3 separate regions of the Mus musculus genome follow, and all the other regions are linked to region 3. The links are chromatin loops, found by intact Hi-C in ENCODE. Cell type or tissue: heart. All regions are shown on one strand.

Region 1 (8,000 bases), 88 kb before region 3:
AGAGAGTTCCCTGAATCATGCATTTATTCCCAGTAAGACGAAAGCGTGAGGTCTGACCGCACGCTGGCCAGGCACTCTGCTGGGGGGGTGGGGGGTGGTGGTGGATACCTCTGACCGGAAGTTCTAAGGATATACTTTTAAGCTCTGTTTAGTCTCAGTTTTCAACTGCAGTTGGTTCAAGAAGGCCAGCTTATCAGACCACAGAACGGTGGTTTTGTGACAGCTTCCTTGAAGGGCTTAGCTCAAAGGTTCACTCCTGCTACTGAGCACTTCTCAGAGACAGGCAAGTTCCTGCCCAGCGATGACTGTTCGGTCACGAGAAGATTCCCACCAAGAACCAAAGGATTACCAGGGGTGGCTCAGTTCTCAGAGTTGCTGACTCGATACAAGGCCAACAGGGGTGTGTGTGTGTGTGTGTGTCCATGCAATGGTTTGTTACAGTAACTCTCCAACAATGGTTTTCGGCAATTCTTCTGGGGAGTGGGGCTGTGGGAAGGAGCTCAGAGCCTGCCTAGGGCCAGGCTGTCCTACATTCCCCGGTGTGACTCAGCTGCTCCAAGACCCCCACAATCACCTAAGACTCCAGGAAGGATCTACAAATCATGGGTTACTGTGTGTAGTACTCTGAAGCACATGAGCCCCTCCAGCCACTGCAGAGACCGGACAGAGGCCATGAGGCGGGCAGGCCAAGGCAGTGGCTACCTACGCTGCCTGGAGAGATGGGGAAGACGGGAGCAGACTTACCCTGAGCCCTGCAGCTCCTCCAGATTGGATGCATTCCACTCGGAGCCCTGGGGGACAGATCATACAAAGCTCTGTGAGTGTTCACACTCCAGTCTCAGAGCTGCTTTCGGCACAGATGGGGGACGTGACAGTGGGGCCTCAGCCTCAGAGCAGAAGGAAGGATGGAAAAGAACCAGGAGAGGGAGAGGAAGGAGTCTAAGCAGGTTCCTGAGGCCCTTGGGCATCACTGAGGGTGACAGAGAGGAAACAGAGCCTTGTTGATCCCCCAACTTCAGAGACGTTTGCGTCATGTCCCCCAGTCTTCTTATTCTGCCATGGGCATAGCCCACTGTGTCGTCCTCACCATTAGATACAGAAGGAACCCTGGGTCCCTTTCCTGGTAGGTATTTGATACTTTAAAAGTTCCCAGAGAAACCCTGTCTCAAAAAATAAATAAATAAAAATAAAAATAAAAAGTTCCCACCCTCTGACGCGGTAATTATGAATTTCAAACAGTGCTCCCAGGAACTAGTAACACAAATGACCACAGATCCCAATGATGGGCACTTCAAAATAAACCATCCCACTACACAGGAGGCAGAGGCAAGAAGATTGCCATGAGTAAAATAATCATCACGGTGGTGCAAGTAGGCGACACTCAAAGAAAAAACCAAGACAAACAAACAAACAAACAAACCAGAGAGACAAAGTCTACTTGGAACAGCACAGGCGCAGCCTCCTCTTTCTACACAGGCATCAGAGAAAGCCAGTGTGGGGCCCACGTTCCAATTCTAGCCCTATAAGAAACTGAACAACAGGGGCTGGAGAGATGGCTCAGTGGGTAAGAGCACTGACTGCTCTTCCGAAGGTCCTGAGTTCAAATCCCAACAACCACATAGCGGCTTACAACCATCTGGTGCCCTCTTCTGGTGCATCTGAAGACAGCTACAGTGTACTTATGTATAATAATAAAAGAAGAAAAAAAAAACTGAACAACAAACTAACAGCAAAATGCTGTGGGTGACAACCTCCCTGTGGGAGCTGGAAATATTTTTTTTCTCCTTTAAAATGATTTGTTTCTAAGTCTGTAGCTGTCTGACTGGATACATGGATACACTGTATCATTAAAAACGTCTCTATTTCTAGTCAAGGAGCACCGAATAGAAACACAAACAGCAACCAGGGATGCTCTTGAAAATGCAGCCACCTCAGTCCTGGCAAGGCCATCCCTGTCTCCATATCTCCGTCTCCTTGCCTGCCAACTTCCTCTCCCGAGCTTCCCAGGTCATCTGGGGCTCAGGGTTTGATCATCAAGCAACGTGAGCTGGATTTTCACATCTCAGGGGCAGCCTCGTGCATAAAATTCCTTTACTATCACTCATGGAAAGACTTCACAAGCGCCACAAAGGCTGTGAGTCCTTTGGCTGTGACCGCCACCTAGTGGACAGAGTGGAGGAGGCGGCTTTTCACTGTTCTCAGGGAGGCCAGCCAGCACACACATACCCTCTCTGCCTTTTCAAGTTATTCAAACCCAGACTCTCACATCTCAGTGGATATAGCCTGAGACCTGTACATGCAGGGAGAGTCACATAAAAACAAGAACATAAAAATCTATACATTCAATGCTCAGGAGGCAGAGGCAGAGGATCACAAACTCTAGGCTAGCCTGAGCTACAGAGTGAGCTTGTCTCAAAACCTACTTAAAGCACACACACACACGTGTGTGTGTATGTATACATATGTATGTATGTATGTATGTATGTATACACAAACATCTATTTATGAAGACTGAAGTTTCCCCTCAGTGGCTAACGCCATCGTCCTTCAATTCCCGTAAGGAGACACTTTCTCTTCTAGCCAGTTATGGCCCACAACCAGGCCTACAGAACCTGCGCTTGCAGGCTCCAGAATGCACTTCACTTAGTCATCCTAACCGCTCTATGAAGGAAGAGACAAGTTGACTCAGTAGAGTGGGAGGGCACAGGGCAGGAAGTTGGCCTTGATGTTTTGTTTTTGTTTTTGTTTTTTTTTTCCCTTTCTTCCTTTTTGTTTTTTCCAGACAGGGTTTCTCTGTGTAGCCCTGGCTGGCCTGGAACTCACTGGCCTTGAACTCAGAGATCCACCTGCCTCTGCCTTCCAAGTATGGGGATTAAAGGCATTCGCCACCACTGCCCTGCTTTGGCTGGGTCTTTCCATTCAACTTCATGATCTCCTAGCTAATTTTAGCAACCTGCTTGCCTCTGAAGATTGGCCAGTTGCCTTCTACGGATATTTACGGTCTGGAGACACCAAGCACAGGAGACGTGGGGGGAGGGGAAGAGTGCATCCTTCAGTGGGCTCAGAGAGGAACAAGTAAGCTACCTTTGTTTCTGGTAGGTGCTAAGGCACAGCCTCATCTGGGTTGTACGTGTCTCTGAGCATGGTCCCCAATCCAAGTCCCAAAATTAGGCCCCCAAACCCGGTCCCACTAGAGCTAGGCTTCTTACAAGATAAAGATGGTCAAAGATGAGGGAGGGCTTGTCCATCTGGCCCAGGATGAGCAGCATCTCGTTATCGATGAATTCCTTGAACTCCTTCAGGTTGCAGTTCATTTGCTTCTCCAGCTCATTTCGGATCTGTGGGCGGGACAGACAGGAGTGATGTGGGGTGGAGCCTATCAGAAGTGATCTGCTCCAACAGGAGCCCACTTCAGCACAGGCATGAAGCCACAGGGGGAACTGTGTGACTGGTTTACAAAAGAGTGTGAGTTTGTCCTCATTTTCTTTGGCCCAGGGTGATGCGTTTAGACACGGGTAGCACATCTGTGTGGGTTTCCGGAGTTCAGTCACTCCACCTCCAACTTAACCCAGCAGGAGGAAGTCCGTTGTCCTCAACAAAGAAATCTGTTTTTTCCTAAGGTTTTTTTTTTTTTTTTTCTATCGAGTTTAAAACACAGGTTTACAATTAAGCACCAAATATACTGCAGTGAGAAGGTAAAGTCGCTCCCCTGTAGGAGAAGGCACCACAGCGTGATTTTTAAAAAAGTACTAACCAGTGAAAGACCTGGAAGATTTAAGGCTGAGGTAGGAATTTGAGTTTGAGGTCAGCCTGGGGGGCCACAAGGTGAGTTCCAGGTCAGTATGAACTATAGAGGAAGACCCCGACTCAAAAATACCCCACACTAACAAACAACAAATAAATGGGCATTTCTCATGTTGCCACATTCCCAGCCCCAGTTAAGTATATAAATAAATAAATATAAACCAAAAACTATATATTTTTAAGATTTTTGTTTTATAAGGCAGGGTCTCACAATGGTAGCCCTGGCTAGCCTGGAACTCAATATGTAGATAACAATGTCCTTGAAGTCAGAGAACTTCTGTCCTGGTCCTAGGATTAAAGGTGTGTGTGCCCCAATGCCTGGCTTCTAGATTCGGTTGAGTGTATGCAGTGCACCATGTGCCTGCAATGCCCGCAGGGGCCAGAAGAGGGCGCCAGATCTCCTGGAGAGGGTTTTAGCAGTGAGCTACCATGAAGGCACCGGGTATGGATCTCAGGTGATCTGAAGGAGCAGCCAGTACTCCTAACCTAGGGGCCATCTCTCCAGCTCCCACAACATCTTTTACTATATTTATTATTATTATTATTATTATTATTGACAAAGGAAAAACTGACCAAGGAGAAATTGAAAAGGCATAGGGAAAAGCCTGAGGTTTACATCCCCTGTCCAGCACAAGGCCGAGGGGACACACAAATGCAGCGAGGGGACACACAAATGCAGTAGAGGACGCAGAAGACTTGAGGTTCCTTGGAGGAACCCAAGGACCTTCTACAGCTGTCCCCAGGGCTCAGGGAGGGCAGTCGAGCTGCCTATGGTCTTTTGCAATCAGACTAAAGCCAAACTCTAAGCCTGGGCCCTCCACAGACTTGGTACCACGGCAGAGCAAAGTGTGGGGGAGCCTCCAGGGTGCACAATAAATGCACACATAAAAAACCCAAGAGATCGTGAGCCTGCCTCTGTGGTGAAGACAAACTCACGTGTGTGTGTGTGTGTGTGTGTGTGTGTGTGTGTGTGTGTGCCTCCTATGGGCTGAGGGTTGGGGAAGCAGGGAGGGAGGGGAAGGGGAAGGGAAGGGTTAGGGGGCGAGGTAGGCGAGGGGGAGGGTGTCTTACTTCCTTAGAAGTCACATTTTCAAGGTCCTGGCTCATCATGATGCTCCGGAGTTTGGCTTTAATGAGGCGCTCAGTTCTTTCGCCCTCGGTTGGCCTAGGAGGAAAAGGTATAGGAAGCCGCTATACATTTAAACATCTATACTATATATGTATGTGTGTGTGTGTGTGTGTGTATATATATATATATATATATAGAGAGAGAGAGAGAGAGAGAGAGAGGAGCCCCCCCCCACGACCCCTCACGTCCTCACGGGTCTGACAGTGGCTTGCCCAGGTACAGGGTATTGTGGGTGTGTGTTCAGTGTGAGCAGACAGAGAAGACCCATCTACAGCCCCACAGGAGGAGTCAGTGGGTAGGGGACTCGCTCTCCGCATAGACCACCTATGGTAACTGCCAACAAACAGCACGGGCTGTCAGTCTCCATCTGACACTTCTACCTGGGGCCATCGCTGCATCCTCATCAAGTCCTCCCATGAAATCAAAGTCTGTGCACTCTGCATGTCTATATGCCAGTCCTGCTAATCAATTAACTCCCGGGACCATGGAGTGAAGACCTGGACAGTCAGTCCACTCCCCCTGCTGACTTCAAATGCCTCAATCGGCCACCATCCTTCCATCTCTTCTCATGGCCTCTTGGTTGTGTCTGGTCATCTGAGCAACTCTTAAAACCAGTATCGCGTTGCAGCAGACACCTCACTCTGAGGGAATGGAAGAGTGTGGCCTCAGGTCACTCTCAGTGCTGTGAAGGCAGACACAGCCCTCTGGATCCAGATACCCATGACGGCAGACTCTGCATCCACAATTCTAAGTAAACTTAGGATTGGCAACCTAAAGGGACAAGGCTTAGGCAGAGCATAAATGGGAGCAGGGTGGCATGTTCCTGTGGTGAGCGTATGAAGTGGGGAACTGCTCCCCACAAATGCACACATGGAGTGTATTGTGCATGCGCGTGCGGGCACACACACACACACACACACACACACACCCCTTTTAGAGCAGTGGTTCTCAACCTGTGGGTCACGACCCCTGTAGGAGGGTGACGTCAAAAGACCCTTTCACTGGGGATGCCTAAGACCATTGGAAAACTCAAATATTCACAACAGTAGCAAAGTTACAGTTATGAAATAAATTCATGGCTGGGGGTCACCACAATGTGAGGAACTGTATTGAAGGGTCACAGCATTAGAAAGGTTGAGAAACTCTGGCCCACAGGCACAGGTTCAGGTTAAACCTGTTCTGGAAGGGGGTTCTCAGTCAAGGGGCTGTGAGGGAAGCCAGACCCTGAGAGGGAGCAGTGTTGATCAGTGTGGGAGGAGCCTCAGCACCTACTTGTCCACAAACAGCGCGGGGGAGTCGGGCCGCGTGGACTCCAGGTCCTGCATGGCATTCCACTCATTGATGCAGCTCTGCTCCGAGCTGATGCAGCTCTCATAGTAGGTGGCCCAGATGAGCGCCACTCCTCCTGGGAAGTAGTTATGCCTCCGGGCCACTTCGCAGGCCTTGTGAAGCACTTGCAGGGCAGACCTGGGAGGCAGGAAGGAGAGAGGAACTCAGGATGGGACCTGTCCACAGGGGGGGGGGGGGGAGGGAGCGCAAGAGGGCGCAAGGCGGCTTGGGTTCTGTAGCGGTGGAAAGGCAATTCAGAAATGGCTCCCTCTTGGAGGCTCTGCTAGCGAGGTGTGTGAGGGACACACAGTAGCTAGAAACAACTGTCAACTCCCAGAGGCTGTATCAATTAAGCTCGCAGGCAGACAGGATATCCCTCACCGTTTCCAAAGGAATAAACAGTCGCCAGCAGCAGACCCCATCCCATAGCCCCTAACTCTCCCAAGCTGGTTGGGTCACATTCCAGCAACCAACTCTAAAGCCTTCAGGTCTGTAGGCAGGGCTGTACTGCAGGCGTCTAATGGCAGGAAAGGTCTTTAAGGAACAGCAGGGGCTCCTGAGTGCACTGCTGACCTGCGCCTCAGTGTGTAACATCTTGGGGGAGGGGAGGAGGGGGCTTTACAATATGTAAGCTTTATTTAGTTAGCCACTTTTATTTCTTTTGACAAAACAACAACAACAACAAAAAAAACAACTCAAAGCTGAGAATTTCTCAGGGAATGGGCTGCTGAGGGATGCAAAGGCACAGGCAAAAGGGTCCCCCTGTCGTCGTGTCCCTCCCCCCCCCCCGCCCCAAAGGGAGGTGAGAGCTCCTAGGATGTCCATGTCCCTCAGACACAGCAAAACAGCCCAACTGTCCTTAATTCTATCTGTCCCACCATCCTGGCAGGATGAGGAAATAAACTTGAGCCAAGTGTTTATTAAATTCAGTTTTGGTTCCTAAGAATTTAAAAAAAAAAAAAAAAGAAAGAAAGAAAAGAAAAGTGGATAAAACCAACCACGGCTGCCACAAACGATAATAATTAATAATGATAGTAACAACTTGGCCACAGCGATTATCCACTGGGGGCATCACCTGCGGGTCAGAACGCAGACTTCCTCAGCCCCGCCCACCTCAAATGGCCCTGATGAGCCCAGCCTAGAGTAGCAGAGAAGAGGAGCCCAGCACTAGCCAGGTAGCCTGTGAGTGAGCGAGCTCTCCCCTCCCTGGACAAGAGCAGTTGTTTGGAAACACGCTCATCTTAGCTGGAAGTTTTTCTTCCTTTATCCCAGCTCTTCTGTTTAGCCCGAGGGAGTGAACAGCTTTGAACACTTCAGTGTGACACTGGGTCTACAAACACGCTGAGCTATACCTACAGTGTATAGTGTGAGTGTGTGGCCCCAGGCTGGACACACCCATGAGAGAGCTGTAAGAGGAGGCTGGTCCAGGAAGCTGCGGCAGTGCCAAGTTCAGCCACCATAGAGGGTCATGCAACCTTCCCTGGGATCCTGGCCCTTCAGCTGGTGTGCTGTGGCCTGACCACCAAGAGAATAGCAGCCCAGCTTGCTTGCTTGCTTGCTTTCTCTTTTTTTCTTTCTTGTTTTTTTTGTTTTTGTTTTTGTTTTTTTTCCGAGACAGGGTTTCTCTGTGTAGCCCTGGCTGTCCTGGAACTCACTTTGTAGACCAGGCTGGCCTCGAACTCAGAAATCCACCTGCCTCTGCCTCCCAAGTGCTGGGATTAAAGGGTGCACCACCACC
Region 2 (8,000 bases), 51 kb before region 3:
TCTCCTTTCTGGGCAAAAACACAAAATGAGAAGAAAACACAAGGTGGTCCAGGAGGAGTTGGCGTGTTTTTTTTTTTAAAGCACCCACTGTGTGGAAGAGAACATCAGAGCAGTGTGACAGCCAGGACAGACACAAGACTGACTGGGGACCAGCCAGCCAGCCAGAGGTCAAGGGCAGCAGGAACTGGATCCAGAGCTAAGGTAGGAAGGGAACTGGGCAGTATGGGATATACATCAAGAGGAGACCATTTCCACCAAGAATGAGTATTCCATAAGGTGTCCCCCTTATATGAAGAGTCTATGTACAACTTTATAGATGTACACACTGGGAATGGACCGCGTTGGCTCCTGGGCTGTAAAGGAGAAGGGAAAAACCAGGGCAGGCCCCCCACACATTGCAGCACTAGACAGAAGCAAACAGCAGCAGCGGATCACCACATGTAAGGACTCCTTCAATAAGGGCCACTGGGGCATTTTTTTGGAGGGTGCTACTGGCATCTAGTGGGCGGAGCAAGAGGATGCTGCTGAAGGAGAAGCCTCCACCTCTGAGTCTCAGGGTCAGCAGCGAGGCTGAGAAGCCCTGGTCCCAAGTGCCTGGAGACTAGCCTGTGCCCATGAAAAACAGACCTTGCACATTGGTCCAAAACAATGTTGCTATACACCTAGGGGAAACAGTTTATGTATCTCTTTCTCAGCTCCCCTTGATCTCACAAAGGAATTCAATAAGGTCAACAGGAAAAGGACAAATACGAGATAATTAAAGATCCAGAAAGTATGGGGAGGTGATGGGGGACAAAAGTAAGAGGACAAGATTGCTGTGGGACCAAGAGCTGTGATTTCCCTTGGTTTCCCAGGCTTCACTGCTAACCTAGCTCTGTCAGGAAACCGCTGTCTCCCTGACTCATAAAAGAAGTGGCATTTGGATAACAGACTGGGGGAAAGAGGACACGGGCTCCGCAGCCATTGACTTCTTAGTCACCATCTGAGGTTTTCCACTGAAAGGTGATGTAAGGTCAGGAATGCCAGAGAAGCAGAGAGAGACGGCATCATCCCCAAAGAAACAATCCAGGCCCATCCGAAGATCTGACTTGGAGAGAGAGAGGAAGCCAAGTGGGAAAAGGATGGGCGGGAGGCACAGCCAATCGGGATTCCAGTCTCCCAGCACAGGGAGCACCTGCTGTCTACTCTCTCTGCCTTGCTCCTGACCTGGGCACATCGGGAAGGCAGCTTAGCCATCCCAGGAACATCCCAGGTGACAAAGGCATGCTCAAGTTAAAGAAAAGCCATCTGGGATTTTAGGGTTTGTGTGTACTTGCAGGTGTGACTGGTATGTGTTCACATGTGCATGTGTGTGTGTATGTGGCTGCTGGCGATGTCATTGTCTTCCATATTGAGTCAGGGTCTCGCTCACCTTGCCCATTCTTAATTTCACTAGCCTGGCCATGCAGCCTGTACTAGGGGTTTCCTGCCTCCACCTTCCACATTCCTAGGATGTAAAAGTCAAGAGGGCTCTGGGCCTCCTCACACTTTAAACATTGGCTTTCTTCTGGGCTTTCTCTTCTGTTAATTGGTCATTGGGAGATCATCATATAATGATTTAAAATGGAGGCTGGAAGGGGGCTGCAGAAGAGAGCTCCGCAGTTAAAAGCATTTGCTGCTCTTCCAGAGGACCTAAAAGCAGATGCCCAGATCCACAACCTGCAGCTCACAAGCCCCCTGTAAGCCTAGCTCCACAGGATCCAACATCCTCTTCTGGTCTCCGTGGGCACCTGCATATGCCCAGAAGCAGACAGAGAGACAAACGCATGCACACACATGCATACACACCTTAATGTAATTTTTAAAATGTAGGTAGTGTGCGTAGTGCCAGGCACACACAAGGGTCTGGTTCAAACATTTAGTACTAAATAACATTAATAATAATAATAATAATAATAATAAAATGATTTTTAAAATGTCCTAATCAGTGTCCTGAAAAAAATTTACCCCCCATACAATGAATTCTTATAGAAAGGAAAGAAATGATTAGACCCAGTATGGGCAAACCTTGAGACCAGCACGCTTAGAGGGAGAAGCCAGACAGAGGCAACACTGCATATTTCCTGTTATATGAACTACAGCGTAGGCAAATGTAGAGAAGTAGGGGACGCCCCGGGGTGGGGGTGAAGCAAAGACAAGCGGTAACTGAGAAGGGCGGGGCGCTGAAGCTTCGGGACTGAGTGGCTGAGCGGGTGTGTCTACTAACGCTGACTTACATACTTCCAAAAGGTAAAGCCACAGGCTGTGAGTTACATCTCAACTAAAAAAAAAAAGATTAAAAGCCTAAAAATGTGTCTAATACAGGAACTGGAAGCGACCAAGTGTTAAATTCCCATAACATTATGGAAGTTGGCTAGAAATCCAGGCTGAGAGCCAGGTGTGGAAAGCTCTTCTGAACTGACAACATCTGAGACGCAGAGGCAGGGGGCCAGCCACAACTACATGATGAAGGAAGGAAGGAAGGAAGGAAGGAAGGAAGGAAGGAAGAGAATTTCGGCTGCAAAGGCCTGTACTGCCCCTCCCTGCTTCCCTATGCTCCTGTAGTTTCCTAGGAAGAACACAAGATAAAAGGCACTTTGTAAACTGTTGTAGGGGAACCGAGCTGTGTGGGAAGAGAGGCCTTACTACAATCTAACTTCTCAGTTGCCCTGCCTAATTGTGTGCAAAGAGGAGGCAACCAGAACCTTCTGCCTGCAGATAAAACTCATGAAAGAGTCTCAGACAGAAAGGGCCCTGGAGGCTTAACCTCACAGCCATTCTGCAAAGATGCCTGCCAGTCCCCGCAAGACGAGCCCAAAACGCACCAACACGGGCACGCAGGGGTGCTGAGCCAAGTCTCACGCAGACACACAACCCCGGGAGAGGGCCCAGATTCCAGCTGGCAACTTCCTGGGCCTGCGGGGCTAGCCCAGCACAGCGGGGCGTCCCCTGCAGCCGGCTGGGTCATCCGGGGTTTACTCCGAGGCCTTAAGCTCATCAGGGGAAGGGGGTGGGATGAGCCCGGCTGGGGTAGCACAGCCTGGGGCAGGCCGTCCTGAGGACCCGGACGCTCCGGTCCCCATCTACCCCGATTAAGCAGCATGAGCTCAGGCCCCGAGCGGAACCCGAGACCCTGCAGCCCAGAGCCGACCAGAGCCTTTCCTGGTGCCCTGCGATCTGGAAGCATCCCCCCCCGCCCCCCCACCTCCGCGACCCCAGCCCGGCGCATGCTCAGTCACCGGGACGCGGGGACGCCCGCACCCCAAGGGCGGACGCACCTCCGCCTCACACCTTGTGGGAGGGTGCGGCCGGGCTCACCTCGCTGTTGCTTGCGGAGGAAGACGCGGCGCTGGGCGTGGGAGAGCGCTGAAGGGTCACCAAGGCCATCGCGGCGCGGGCCCGGCCCGGGGCCTCCAGCAGCCGGCCGGGCAGCCGCGCCGGGCCCGCCCCTCGCTCCCTCCCTCTTCCCTCCTCCCTCCCGCAAACTCCCCACCCCCCACCCCCTTCCCCGGCTCCGGAGTCCGCCGGGCCCGCAGCGCTCGGGCAGTGATGCGCATGCGCCAGTGACCGGCCTGGGGCGGGCCCCGCCGCGCGGTCACGTCCACTCGCGCGCGCCCCCGCGCTGGCTGCAGCCGCCCGGCCTGGGCCCCTCCTCCGCCGCTAGACTCGCGGGCAGCGTAGGGAAACTGAGGCCTCCGAAGGCAAGGCCAGCAGAGCAAAGCTGCCCAGAGTTTGTAAAAGACTCACTCGTTTATTCTTTCAAGGAAAGTTACTCTGCTCATACAAAGTGCGGGGCCTCCCCCCACCCCACCCCACCCCCGGGACTGTGAAATCCGCTTGCAGAGTTGCTTTGCATAGGATTGGGGTGTAGCCCAGTAGCAGGGTGTCCCGCCGGCCTACTCAAGGTCCTGGATTCCAACGCCTGCACCACCAAGGGCTGATCTAATCTTCGAATTCCTTCTGGTGTCTAGAAACGCAGACTAGTGGGTGGCGAGAGGAAAGGCTTCTCGAAGGAGTAGTACTTGCTAGGAGGCAGGATTTCCGTGAGCTGGACTAACCCACGGAGGGAGAGAGAACTGTGGGCCGGCCAGAAGCTTGCCCGGGGACAGCAGTGGGGATAAGCGGGCGCGTTGCATTGGCTTTGGAAAGGTTGCCAGTGGGCCAGGGTGAGGGACCCCAGCAAGGCGGTACTGGGCAACTTGATAGAAACTTCTCTTTCACAGAGCCCCGACCCCTACTCTGGACCTCTTGTGGTACCCAAGCCTTGCTAATCACAAGTCTCCAGTCCCACTCCATCATCCTCAAAGCCCGAGAGGAAACCTGGCTCCTCCCTGCCTCTTCCACCGTCTTGAGGGTATCAACAGTCTCCATCCTCAAATAAGGATTGTCTTTCTTTTTAAATTTTTATTTATTATTATCTGTGTGTGTGTGTGATATGCGTATGAATACATGCATGAATCAAATTCAGGTCACTAGCCTTAGTGGCAAGGCTCCTTTATGTACCATGTAACCAACCCTTAAAGGGGATTTTCAGTGGGGTTACCCCGCAATGTAAGGAAGTTTCCAGTTGCTCGTATTTAACAGACGCTCCTGCTAAGTGCAAAGAGTCTCGGTTTTTAAAGATCTGAGAATGGCGCCATTAACTGCCCCCTATGTCGACACAAAGCATCCTCTGCATTTTCAGAAGGCAACTATGTCAAAACAGGACTGAGTATACTTTTTGTCTGTGAATTTGGTCCACAGTTTTTCAGCACTAAGTAAGACAGGTTTTGAATGGCAATACCCAGCAGGGCTCCCCTCTGTTTGGAGCTATTCTTTGGCTGATAGATGATCACGAGTGTTCCAGAATGCCAGCTTTGTGTGTGTGTGTGTGTATATCTGTGTATGTGTGTGGGTGTGCATGTGTGTATGAGTGTGTGTATATGTATGTGTATACATATATGTGTGAGTATGTGTGCATATGAGTGTGTGTATGTATGTGTGTGTGAGAACATATGCATGTCACAGTTTGACCACCTGCAGAGGTCAAGACATCTCTGCGGAGTCAGTTTTAAACTCATAAAGTTGTGGATGTCATCAATTAGAGCAGAGACGACCTTCTCAGCCCTCCGGGAGCATCAGGCTCAGGATTCTGAGACTTCCCAGTCTCGAAGCCTGTATGGTCTTCTTATGACTCACATTTGAATGTTTGGGGATCCCCAGAGAAGACAGCCCCTAGAGATGGTGCACTGATTAGTTTTATATCAACTTGACATAAGCAAAAGTCAGAGGAGAGGAGGGCATTTTCTCAATTGAGAAAATACCTCCATAAAATCTGGGCTTGTAGAGCATTTTCTTAATTAGTGATTTTTGGAGGAGGGCCCAACCATTGTGGGTGGTTCTACCCCTGGGCTGGAGGTCCTGGGTTCTATAAGAAAGCATGCTAAGCAAGCCATGGGGAGCAAGCCAGTAAGCAGCACCCCTCCATGGCCTCTGCATCAGTCCCTGCCTCCAGGTTCCTGCCTTGCTTGAGTTCCTGTCCTGACTTCCTTTAGTAATGGGCTATTGTGCCCTCTCCCCAGCTCTGAGCAGGCTAATCAGACCTTAATTGCCACAGTCAGTCTTTCACCAACCTGGGTGGAGTCTTCCGACCAGGGTGGAAGTCTCCTGCCTTGTCCACCAACAGCAGCAGACTGCCGCTGAGCTGCTGATTCTGTTGTACAACAGAATCCAGCCGAAACAAAGGATGGGTCTTTGGGTTTCCCCTATATAAACTGCAGTGCTAAAACTTAAACTTTGAGCCACGATCAGAAATCTTTTGTCTTGGTTTCCTTCTTCCCTTGCAGGCCCTTCCTGTTTCATTCCCAGCCTACCTTTCAGGTGTACCCAGTTCTCCGTGGCCGCTGGACAGATATAGGCTATGATGTGGAAGTGCAAGCCAAACAAACCTTTCCTCTCCAAGTTGCTTATGGTCCTGGTGTTTCATCCCAGCAATAGTGACCCCGACTAAGACAGGTGGGTCTGGAATTTTCCCATATCTCCCCATTCCATGGCAGGGGCCTGATCTAACGCTCTTGGTTTCACCTCTGCCTACACCCCTGCCACAGGGCCCTACACAGCATGCTCTCTGTGGGGCTAAAATCCTTGTCCTGCTGCCTTGGCCCTGCTACCTCATCCTGCTTCAGGACCCCTCCCCAAACCAGCTCCACCCCCTCTTACTTCTTCCTTCAGCTGAAAGACTCCTGGGCTAGTTGGACATCACCTCACCAGAGCCTTCCCAGAGCCCTGCCCCCAACTCCACACACACAGAGTGTCAGGCTGCATACCATGCCATTACCTCTGTATTAATCACCCGGTATCTTAGGCATTCAGCCAGGAATATTCCTGTGAAAGGGCTCAAGGAGCAGGCTGGGATTGGGCTGAGGCAGGGGTGGGAGAGTGCCAAATATTTAAAGACATATTCTCACAAATTAGTGACAGATACTATTTTGATTTGCTATTATTTTCGTGTGTGTGTGTGTGTGTGTATGTGTGTGTGTGTAATGGCATGCATATGTAGATGATCGTGGAGGCCAGAAGAGGGGTGACATACCAACAGGCAGTTGCCAGCTTTGGAGCTCTGCTCCTCTGCAGGAACAGCAAGCAAAGATGGCCAATCCACCTCCCCGGCCCTGAGATGGCATTTTAGCAAAGCAACACTAGTATGTGAATCTGCATGGACCCAAACATCAGAACATAAAGAGACAGAATCAACACCAGATTTGTGATTTTTTTCTTTCTCTCTCTCTCTCAGCAAGGTGTGTTATTGATTTGATTGTTTTGATCTGAATGTGGAATCTTGGGGCTTGAGAGATGGCTCAGTGGTTAAGAGCACTGACCACTCTTCCAGACCACTGGCTTCAGTACCCAGCACCCATAGGGCAGCTTATAGGCATCTGTAGCTGTAGTCCTGGGGAACCTGATGCCTTCATGCTGGCCTCCTTATGCTTCCATACACATAAAACGAGATTTTTAAAATTTTAAAGATTAAATCCTTTTTTTAAAGAAAAAAAGGAACATAGATTTACTAAAGAACAGCGAGACCTTCCAGGAGTGGGAGCGGCTGCAGGGAGAGATGCTCTAAAGGATGTGGCTTTGCTCTGGAGACCTGTAAAACAATAGGAAGGAGATGCCATGAAAACTCTCCTCCAGCATCCTCTGCTACTCTGCCAATGCAACGTTCAAGGAACCCAGAGGGGCACCAGCTAGAAGGAGTAACTCTGGAGACTCCGTGCAAACCATAGAATTTCTGTGTGTGTGTGTTTAATCATGTTTGACCTGAGCAAAGTTTAAAAAGCAAAATTAGGGCTGGAGAGATGACTCAGTGGTTAAGAGCACCCTCTGCTCTTCCAGAGGTCCTGAGTTCAATTCCCAGCAACCACATGGTGGCTCACAACCATCTATAATGGGACCAGATGCCCTCTTCTGGTGTGTCTGAAGACAGAGACAGTGTGCTCATATAAAAATCAATAAATAAAGCCGGGCGTGGTGGTGCACGCCTTTAATCTCAGCACTCGGGAGGCAGAGGCAGGTGGATTTCTGAGTTCCAGGACAGCCTGGTCTACAGAGTGAGTTCCAGGACAGCCAGGGCTACACAGAGAAACCCTGTCTCAAAAAACCAAAAAAGAGGGCTGGTGAGATGGCTCAGTGGGTAAGAGCACCCGACTGCTCTTCTGAAGGTCCAGAGTTCAAATCCCAGCAACCACATGGTGGCTCACAACCATCTGTAACAAGATCTGACGCCCTCTTCTGGAGTGTCTGAAGACAGCTACAGTGTACTTACATATAATAAATAAATAAATCTTAAAAAAAAAAAAAAAAAACTAAAAAAAAAAAAAACCAAAAAAGAAAAAAAAAAGCAAAATTATTTTCAAGTCACTAAGTGACCCAGCCTAGCCTCCAACTCAAGATCTTCCTGCCTCTTCTGCCAAAGTGCTGTGATTACAGGCGTGTACCACCGTACT
Region 3 (8,000 bases):
AATTGGACTTTGGACTTGCTGCAAAGAGAAAACTAATCACTCTCTGTGTCTGCCCCCCTTCCAGTCTCCTCCCATGGCTGTCACTTAAGAAAAATTAAACTGGGGGATTCTGAGAATGGCCATGTTGGCCACAGCTTGGTTTTCAAGGATGGGCTGTGTACCACCAGTGGTAGCCAAGGCAACAGGTCCAGAAGGGAAGGCCCTGGCTGCAGTAGACAGTGACTTCTTGCAGAAAGGTCCCTTGGGAGTTTTCTTCCACTTTCTTTGGTTTCATCAACCCCATCATGTGGTCCAGGCTCCTGGACCCTCAACCCAGCTGCCCCATCTCTCTGCTACACAGGTTTTGTGCAGCCTTCCTGTATCTTTACTGTATCTACCTTAGAGAGCATCGTTAGGGATGGCTGGCAACGCGTTTTCTTGAAATTCAGAGACAGAAACGTCTCCTTTAAAAGCTACTTATCTGAGAGGCCCCACGTCAAGTTTAAAACACGAAGAAGTGAACAGATCTTGTGGTACCCGGATGCGGATGGATCAGTTGTGTGGTACTGACAGCCTAATCTCAACATTCTACAAGCAGAGGCCAGATCTTCATAGCAAGCCGCCTAGCTTCAAGTGAGAGACACTGCCTTGATTTGTAAGATTGTGAGAGACTGTGACAAATGCCTGATGTCATCATTTTTGGCCCTCCCATCTACACATATTCATACACGCATGTGCAAACATTTGTGCACGCACACATGCACGCAAGATAAGTAAGTCTCAAAGTCCCAATCGATCAAGTCTGGTGGCTGAGCTCACAGCGGGCAGCCCCAGCAGTTCCTAACAGTGTGTGGTGGGAGGGCCTCTCGGTGGGAGGGGCTCTCGGTAGGAGGGGTCATGATGGGAGTGGCTCACAGTGGGCAGCCAGCAGCTCTCACCATATAAACCACAGCAGCAGAGTTGTCCAACGAAAGTGGGGTGTGAAAAGGTCCCTCATTTTGCCTCGGTCTTCCTGTTTCAAGACAAGGATATATGGGTTATTGTCTAGCCTCCAGTGCATAGGACTCCGCTGGAGCCTGGTGTACACACACATACAAACACACACACACACACACACTTACACGCAGAGACACACAAATACACATACACAGAGATATACAGATACAGACACAAACATACACAGACATAGACACACAGATATGCACACACACATAGATACACGATACACAGACACACAAACACATACATACACACAAACACACACACACAGACAGACCCACAGACACACACACAGACACTGACCTGTCTGGAGATGATAAGCTTTCCCAGAGGCATGGGGGCTCCATTTTCCGTTGCAATCCGCTTTAAAGTAGCGATTGCCTTTTCCTGGTTCCCGGACAGCACATCGTACCTAGCACTCTCTGGCAGCCACTGGGAGTGGGGGAACAGGAGACCCAGGGTGTGGCTGGTCAGTATAGGACAGAGCACGCCCTCCTGGCCACCTTCTCTCATTTGTGTGGGCTTCTTTAAGCAGCAAGTCTCTGGGGTGAGAGACCTGGCTTTGAACAGAGTCCTCTGTAAGGTACTGGGTTATAGGACCCACTTCCCTCTGATTCCTCCTCGTTCAGGTGTTTACAGGGTTAAACGGGGTAACAAAAGCATGAAGCTGTCATCACCACTGTGGTTGCTTTTAGAGTTCTGGGGTCAGGTGGAGCAAATGAAGACCACCATTTCAAAAAATCTCCCCCTCAAGCCAGGGAGTGGGGGCGCATGCCTTTACCCCCAGCACTTGGGAGGCAGAGGCAGGTGGATCTCTATGAGTCTAGCCTGGTCTACAGAGTGAGTTCCAGATCAGCCAGGGCTACACAGAGAAATCCTGTCTCAAAGAAAAAAAAAAGTGACAACTTTAGACATACTTACGAAGCACAGAACAGCGAAGAGTAGTAGTGGAGCGGCCGAGAGCAGGAGCAGCCAGCGCCAGCCCAGGCTGGGCATCACAAACACAGCCAGAAGCACCTCGAACACGGTCCCTATGGCCCAGAAGACCTAGCATGGGAGAGTGAGAGTCAGTGGCAGGGTAGTGTGGTCCATACAGGTAGTGTGGGGTACGGTGGACGGGATTGGCGCATCCTGCTGTCGCCCCTCCCACGCTGCTCACGTAATACCCACGCAGCACCGCACAACAGGACACCACAGCGAAGCAGGAGGGAAGGATCAGTAGTCTGTGTCACAGGTATGGCAGGGGGCATGCAAGGGACTTTGAATTCTTTGGATGTTTTTTCCTAACCATTTTAGGTATGCACTGATATCGAGCACGTCCCGCCGGTCCTGCGGCCACCAATGCAGTGGACCACCAGCGGTCATTCTGTGAAAGGAAACTCTCTCCACGACAGTCAGCCCCGACTCTGCCCAGCCCCAACTCCCTGGAAGTCTCTGTGTTTTTCTCGTTGTCCTTTTTAAAAAGCTTTCGAGACAGGGTCTGGCTATGCAGCCCAGCCTAGATTTGAACTTGAGATCCTCCTGCCTCAGCCTCCCAAGTGTTGGGATGATGGGCGTGTTTAAAGATGCCTGTCCTGTCATTTTGATTTTGCTTTATTCTGACCACCTGCTTAGCAGAATCACATGGCACTTGTCCTTTATGTCTGGATTTCTTCAAACATAATGTCCTGGTGGCTCATGGACACTGTAGCTTGTTATAGTTTCCTGCCTTTTGAAGGTGTGATGCTACTATTACATATTGATATACCACATCTTCCCTGTGTGTGTATGGACTGACGGACAGGAGAGCTTCCATGGAGAGGGAATCTTGTGTGCAATGTATGCAAGTTTCACCTGTCAATAAAAAAAGCCTCTGGTCAATGAGCTGAGGCAGGCTTAGAAGGTGGGGCATCCGGCAGAGAGGGGGTGGGGCATTCTGGGAAATAGGTGCAGATGACAGAGGAAGACCGGTGTATGAAACTGAGGACCAGGTCACATGGCAGGCCGTAGAACAGAGCAATGATTCAGTTATGGGGTAGTCAGGGAAGGAGCCAAGGCATTTGGCCTAGGTGTTTATTCATAGGTAAGATGTCTCAGAGTCATTATCTCTGGAAACTTGGGCGTGGGTAGAAAGCCCTGGTTAGACTTCCGTTCTCTCTGCACATGACTATACATATTGTCTACTTTTGTCTTTTGTCTCCTGACATCAGCTTTCCTTCCCCACAGGCTCAGTCTCCACCCCTAGGGTCACCTCTCTCTCACACAGGCTCAGTATCCACCCTTAGGGTCACCTCTCCCTCACACAGGCTCAGTATCCATCCTTGGGGTCACCTCTCCCTCACACAGGCTCAGTATCCATCCTTGGGGTCACCTCTCCCTCACACAGGCTCAGTATCCATCCTTAGGGTCATCTCTCCCTCACACAGGCTCAGTATCCATCCTTAGGGTCATTTCTTCTTTTCACAGGCTCAGTATCCATTCTTGGGGTCATTTCTTCCTTATCCCCCAGGTTATTCTCCTTCCCCACCTACACCCACACACATACACACACACACACATACACACACCCACACACACCCACTAGGTTCCCTGCCTGTGGCTTCCCACTATGTTCTGCTAATAGAGAGTCCAGGGGATGAGAGGGAAGCCAGGGTGGAGGAGAAACCAGGACTGACTTACTGCCCTGCCTCCTCCCCTGCAGGGTGGTCTCTGCAGAGGGTCTGGGCTGCCCTTGGACCCTCCTGGTCCTTCTGGAGTGGGCTTGGTGACAGAAACTTCACTACTGTTGTTGTTTTAAAATCACAATTGTTTCTTTCTTTGCTGAGGGGGTGGTGGGAGTCACAATTGGAGAATTTTAGGGTGAAGTAGTTCTCCCCTTACATAACATGTAAGGAGACACAAAGTGTGATCACGTGGCAGAACAGGCACTGGTATGCCGAGAATCCTCTGCAGTCCCTGTATGGCTGGGCCTGACAGCTACAGAGTGAGTTCAAGACCAACCTGGGCAATTTTTCAAGACTGTGTCTTGAAATAGAAAGGACAAAAAAGGGCAGGGATATAGCTCAGTAGTAGAGCACCCACCCAGCATGTGTGAGAGCCTAGATCAGTGGTTCTCAACCTCTGGGTCATGACCCCTCTGTGGGGGTCAAAAGACCCTTCCCCTGGGGTCATATATATCAGATATCCTGCATATCAGACATTTACATTTCTATTCATAGCAGTGGCAAAATTACAGTTATGAAGTAGCAATGAAATAATTTATGGTTGGTAGTCACCATAGCATGAGGAACTGTACGAGAGGATACAGTTAGGAAGGTTGGGAACCACTGTCCTAGATCAACCTCCAATTGAAGAAAGACAGGGAGAAGGTGGGAGAGATGGCTCAGTAGTTAAAAGCACTAGCTGCTCTTGTAGAAGTCCTAAGTTCAATTCCCAGTAACCATAGGGTGGTTCACAACCAATGGAAAACAGTGTCCTCTTCTGGTGCATCTGGAGATAGCAACAGTGTACCCACATACATTAAATAAGTAATTAGAAGAAGAAAAGAAAGGGAGGAAGAAAGAGGGAAGGAGGACAAAGCATTTATACTATATATACATGTGCATAATTTTCAATTGAGTCTTTGTGAGCCTGTGGCTACATACATTTGAAAGCTGCTTCACAGTCAGTAAGAATTCCTGGGAGACCTGTCACCCCCTCCTTACCTCAATCAGCAAAATGCACTTGGCTCTGGCCTTCATGGGAAGGAACTCGGCGTACAGCGTCACCCTAGGTAAGTGAAGAGACAGGGGTTAAAGAGTGGGAAGATGACAGATTCTGAGTTCCCTCCCTCCAAAAGTGATCCGTGGATTCCTACGTTGGAATTTCCTGGTATCGTGGCTGAAGTCAGAAATTCAACCAACGGGTTCTTACTGTGTAGCTCATGGCTGACTTCAAACTCACTATCTTCCCGTCCTGTCTCCCAGCATGCACTATCATAGTCTGCCAGTGTGTGACTCCCTTGTCCCTGGGAAGCAGATTTTCACAAATGGCTCCTGCATTTTTATTTATTTATTTTTTTGTTGTTTTGTTTTTTGAGACAGGGTTTCTCTGTGTAACTCTGGCTGTCCTAGAACTCACTCTGTAGACCAGGCTGGCCTCGAACTCAGAAATCCGCCTGTCTATGCCTCCCAAGTGCTGGGATTAAAGGCGTGCACCACCACTGCCTGGTGGCCCCTGTGTTTTAAACCAACTCCCCCCAGATGACCCTCGAGTTCTGGCATGCTTTCGTCGAGGTCTGCAGAAACCACAGAGTCTGGAGAAAGTCTGGCTGTGGGTTTACGGGCAGCTGTGTTAGCAAGTTGATAAGGCTATGTTGTGTATGGCCTTTTGTCCCTCCATTCTGGGTTCCGGATGTCTGTCTGTGCATCCCTGGGGACAGCCATGGGGGGATTACATGGAATTGCTCCCGACAGTTGCATCTGGGGTGTGCAAAGCTACCCTGCTCCCTTGCTGTCAAGTTGTTATTCACTGATGGATGGAGTTGGTGTCTGGTAGTTTGCCAGGACATATTCAGATTTGCCAAGATCTTGTCCTCCACAGAACCTCTACCCACCTGCTGTAGCCTCTGGCTATTTCTACCTGAACAGACCACCATGGCATTGGTGACAAATGTAATTTTTAATTTGTCCTTCCTTTTCCATTTTGTAATCACATCCTTATTCTAAGAGTGAGCTTTTCTGGGGCTGGCGAGATGGTACAGCAGATAAAGGTCCATTCTGCTAAGCTCAGTGAGCTGAGTTTGGTCCCTGTTCATCCCTAGGACTCCACATGGCAGAAGGAGAGACCTGACTCCTACAAATGGTCCTCTGACCTTCGTAAACATGGTTATGTAGGAAGTCACCAGGAAGGTGCCCTGGACCTGCCAGTTTTTCTCCAGCTGTCTCTTCACCTGAATGGTGCTCTGTGGCTGCACACAGCGCTCCCTACTGCACACAAAAGCTATTGCTCTTTACTGTCTCCTGTAATCTGCTTATTCTCATGAAGATACTTGGAGCTTTAATGAGATTTTTGTTCTTTTTTTTTTTTTTTTCATTTTATAACTAAGATGTCACTTGTAACGATAGAGTTACAAATTAGAATCCAAATCTTGGGGCTGGAGATCGCAGCACCCATATGGCAGCTCAAAACAACTGCCTGCAACTCCAGTTTTAGGGGATCAGCTGTCCCCTTCTGACCTCTGCAAGTACTGCACACACACAGGTGCGTGTGCACACACACCTTCAGGCAAAACACGTATAAATATAAATCTTTTTTTAGTCCATCTTTTCCCTTTGATACTAGAGATTGAGCTCAGAGCTATGTTCAAACTAGGCACGTGTTCTCCCACTGGGCTATATTCTAAGCTACCAAATCAATTTATTTTGGAATTATTTTTAAATAATTGTTTTTAATTTTATGTGTGTGCAATTCCCATACTGACTAGAAGAGGGAGGTAGAGCCACATCCATTATTCGCTATTCTGCAGAGGGGCTGAGAATTAAACTTGGTTCCTCTTCAAGAGCAGTAAGCTCTCTTGACCTCTGAACCATCCCTTCAACCACAAACCAAACCCAATATGCTTCTCCACCGACGTAAAGTGAGACTACGCATCTCACAGTGACTTCTCCATCCCACTGTCCAGCATCAGTCAAGTTTGATCTGAATTGATTGGCAACTGGCCTGCAAGGTTAGGCTACATGAGACTTTGTGGCTTTGTCTTCCTGTCTTGGATCCCAGGTGGCTGTGCCTGGGTGAAGCCAGATGGAGCCTTTAAGTTCATCGAATCATCGAACGCATCTGCTGACTGAAAACTCGAGCAAGCCCCTGACACAGTAGTACCGCCTAACTGCCCAAATGCAGGCTGAGTTAAGTAAATCACTGTCTTAAACCCTGAGTGCTGGGTGGTTCATGACCAGCAACCACTACCTCTCCCCTTCACTTAATGAGCACCTGACTTTGATCAAGCCTCCCAGGAGCAGGGTTTTCTAATCAGCCAAATAGGGGCAGGGCTGGGATACACATCGTCTGAAGACGCATAGCATAGCTGTCCCGTGGACATGCTTCCCGGTACCGTCATTGTCGGCAATGAATACGGTAGCTCTTTTATCGAGAGCATCAATGTGTATTTGGGGGAAGGGAGCCCCTTACAAGTGATTTGATTTGCCTTCCCATTGTTGTGGTTTGGGTGCCTGATGCACATGCGCAGGGATTTTATATGGTGGCTCTTCATTCTCAAGCAGGAGACTTGATCCAGTTTTAGTGTCTAGGGGGTGGGGACTCAGGGTTGGGACTGAGGGTTGACCAGGGTTAGACAATAGCGTTAGGGTCAGTCCCAAGATTGAATCTGGGGGGAAAGGTGGGGAGAGTCTCACTAACCTGGAACTCACTGTGTATCCCAGGCTGGCCTCACAGCCGTAGGGATTATCCTTGGCTCCGCCCCCTCAATGCTGGGGTTATGGGAGAAAGACATCACACTCTCCTTTCATCCTGGTTGGCTTGCCAGGTTATGTCTGAGCCAGCTCCGCAGCTGTTACTAAGGGAGCCACTACAGATGCATCCTAGCTGTTACTAAGGGAGCCACTACAGATGCATCCACCAGCCTTGAGCCTGGACTATAAGCTGAGATAAACCTCCTTTCTTTATAACCTGTCCCGCCTGTGGCGTTGTGTTCTCAAAACAGCTGTTACCGTTACATTCTGGCTGTTGACTTATTTTTAAAATAACACCCCAAGACGCTGTTGTTCTGACTCTCTGGCTGGGTAAAGTTACTCTAAATGAATGGAAACTCTTAATATTACCTAACTACCTAAAAATATTGTCCCCTAAATGTCTCTCAATAAAGCACTTAAGGGAGCCATCTTTCTAACTAGATAAGAGTGCTGTCTAATTATGACATAATTAGGTTTATGTAAATGACATCAGAAGTGCCAAGGAGCCAAGGCCCTCTTGGGGCTTCGTATTTCTCCTGTAATTTGCCTGCGGGGTTTTTCCCCCCTCCTCACAGATAAAACAGCTACCTAGTT

Evidence for each region. Hi-C counts contacts between places; a loop is a spot of excess contacts. Peaks named below come from ENCODE experiments on the same cell type or tissue, not always from the same donor. Only the 100,000 strongest peaks of a DNase experiment are listed, where the experiment ranks them.
Region 1: it touches region 3 in a loop (8-fold over the local background); 38 of 42 quality-filtered maps call a loop at or near these places.
Region 2: it touches region 3 in a loop (4-fold over the local background); 4 of 42 quality-filtered maps call a loop at or near these places.

What each region holds. Positions count from the first base shown.
Region 1 is chr5:113,952,509-113,960,508 of GRCm38, forward strand. Ssh1 (slingshot protein phosphatase 1) reads right to left here. Exons shown (of 15, transcript NM_198109.5): 8 at 6,206-6,400; 9 at 4,876-4,969; 10 at 3,210-3,338; 11 at 745-791. Among named protein-coding and RNA genes, the nearest start is that of Gm52826, 19 kb to the right of the region's middle. In heart, CTCF peaks have their summits at 2,179 (motif pointing left) and 4,182 (motif pointing right); DNase peaks (open chromatin) are centred at 2,053, 3,003, 3,316 and 4,193; H3K4me3 peaks cover 359 bases; H3K27ac peaks cover 4,158 bases.
Region 2 is chr5:113,990,328-113,998,327 of GRCm38, forward strand. Ssh1 (slingshot protein phosphatase 1) reads right to left here and starts at 3,463. Exons shown (of 15, transcript NM_198109.5): 1 at 3,337-3,463. The coding sequence starts at 3,405. Gm52825 (a long non-coding RNA gene) reads left to right here. Exons shown (of 3, transcript XR_003955978.1): 3 at 82-1,907. In heart, CTCF peaks have their summits at 503 (motif pointing left) and 3,987; DNase peaks (open chromatin) are centred at 2,194, 2,414, 2,964, 3,584 and 1 weaker place; H3K4me3 peaks cover 2,651 bases; H3K27ac peaks cover 2,843 bases.
Region 3 is chr5:114,040,907-114,048,906 of GRCm38, forward strand. Svop (SV2 related protein) reads right to left here. Exons shown (of 16, transcript NM_026805.1): 7 at 4,662-4,725; 8 at 1,900-2,025; 9 at 1,282-1,410; 10 at 918-991. Among named protein-coding and RNA genes, the nearest start is that of Gm16108, 21 kb to the right of the region's middle. In heart, CTCF peaks have their summits at 4,436 (motif pointing left) and 6,425; no DNase peak of the experiment used is centred here; H3K4me3 peaks cover 635 bases; H3K27ac peaks cover 863 bases; H3K27me3 peaks cover 1,104 bases.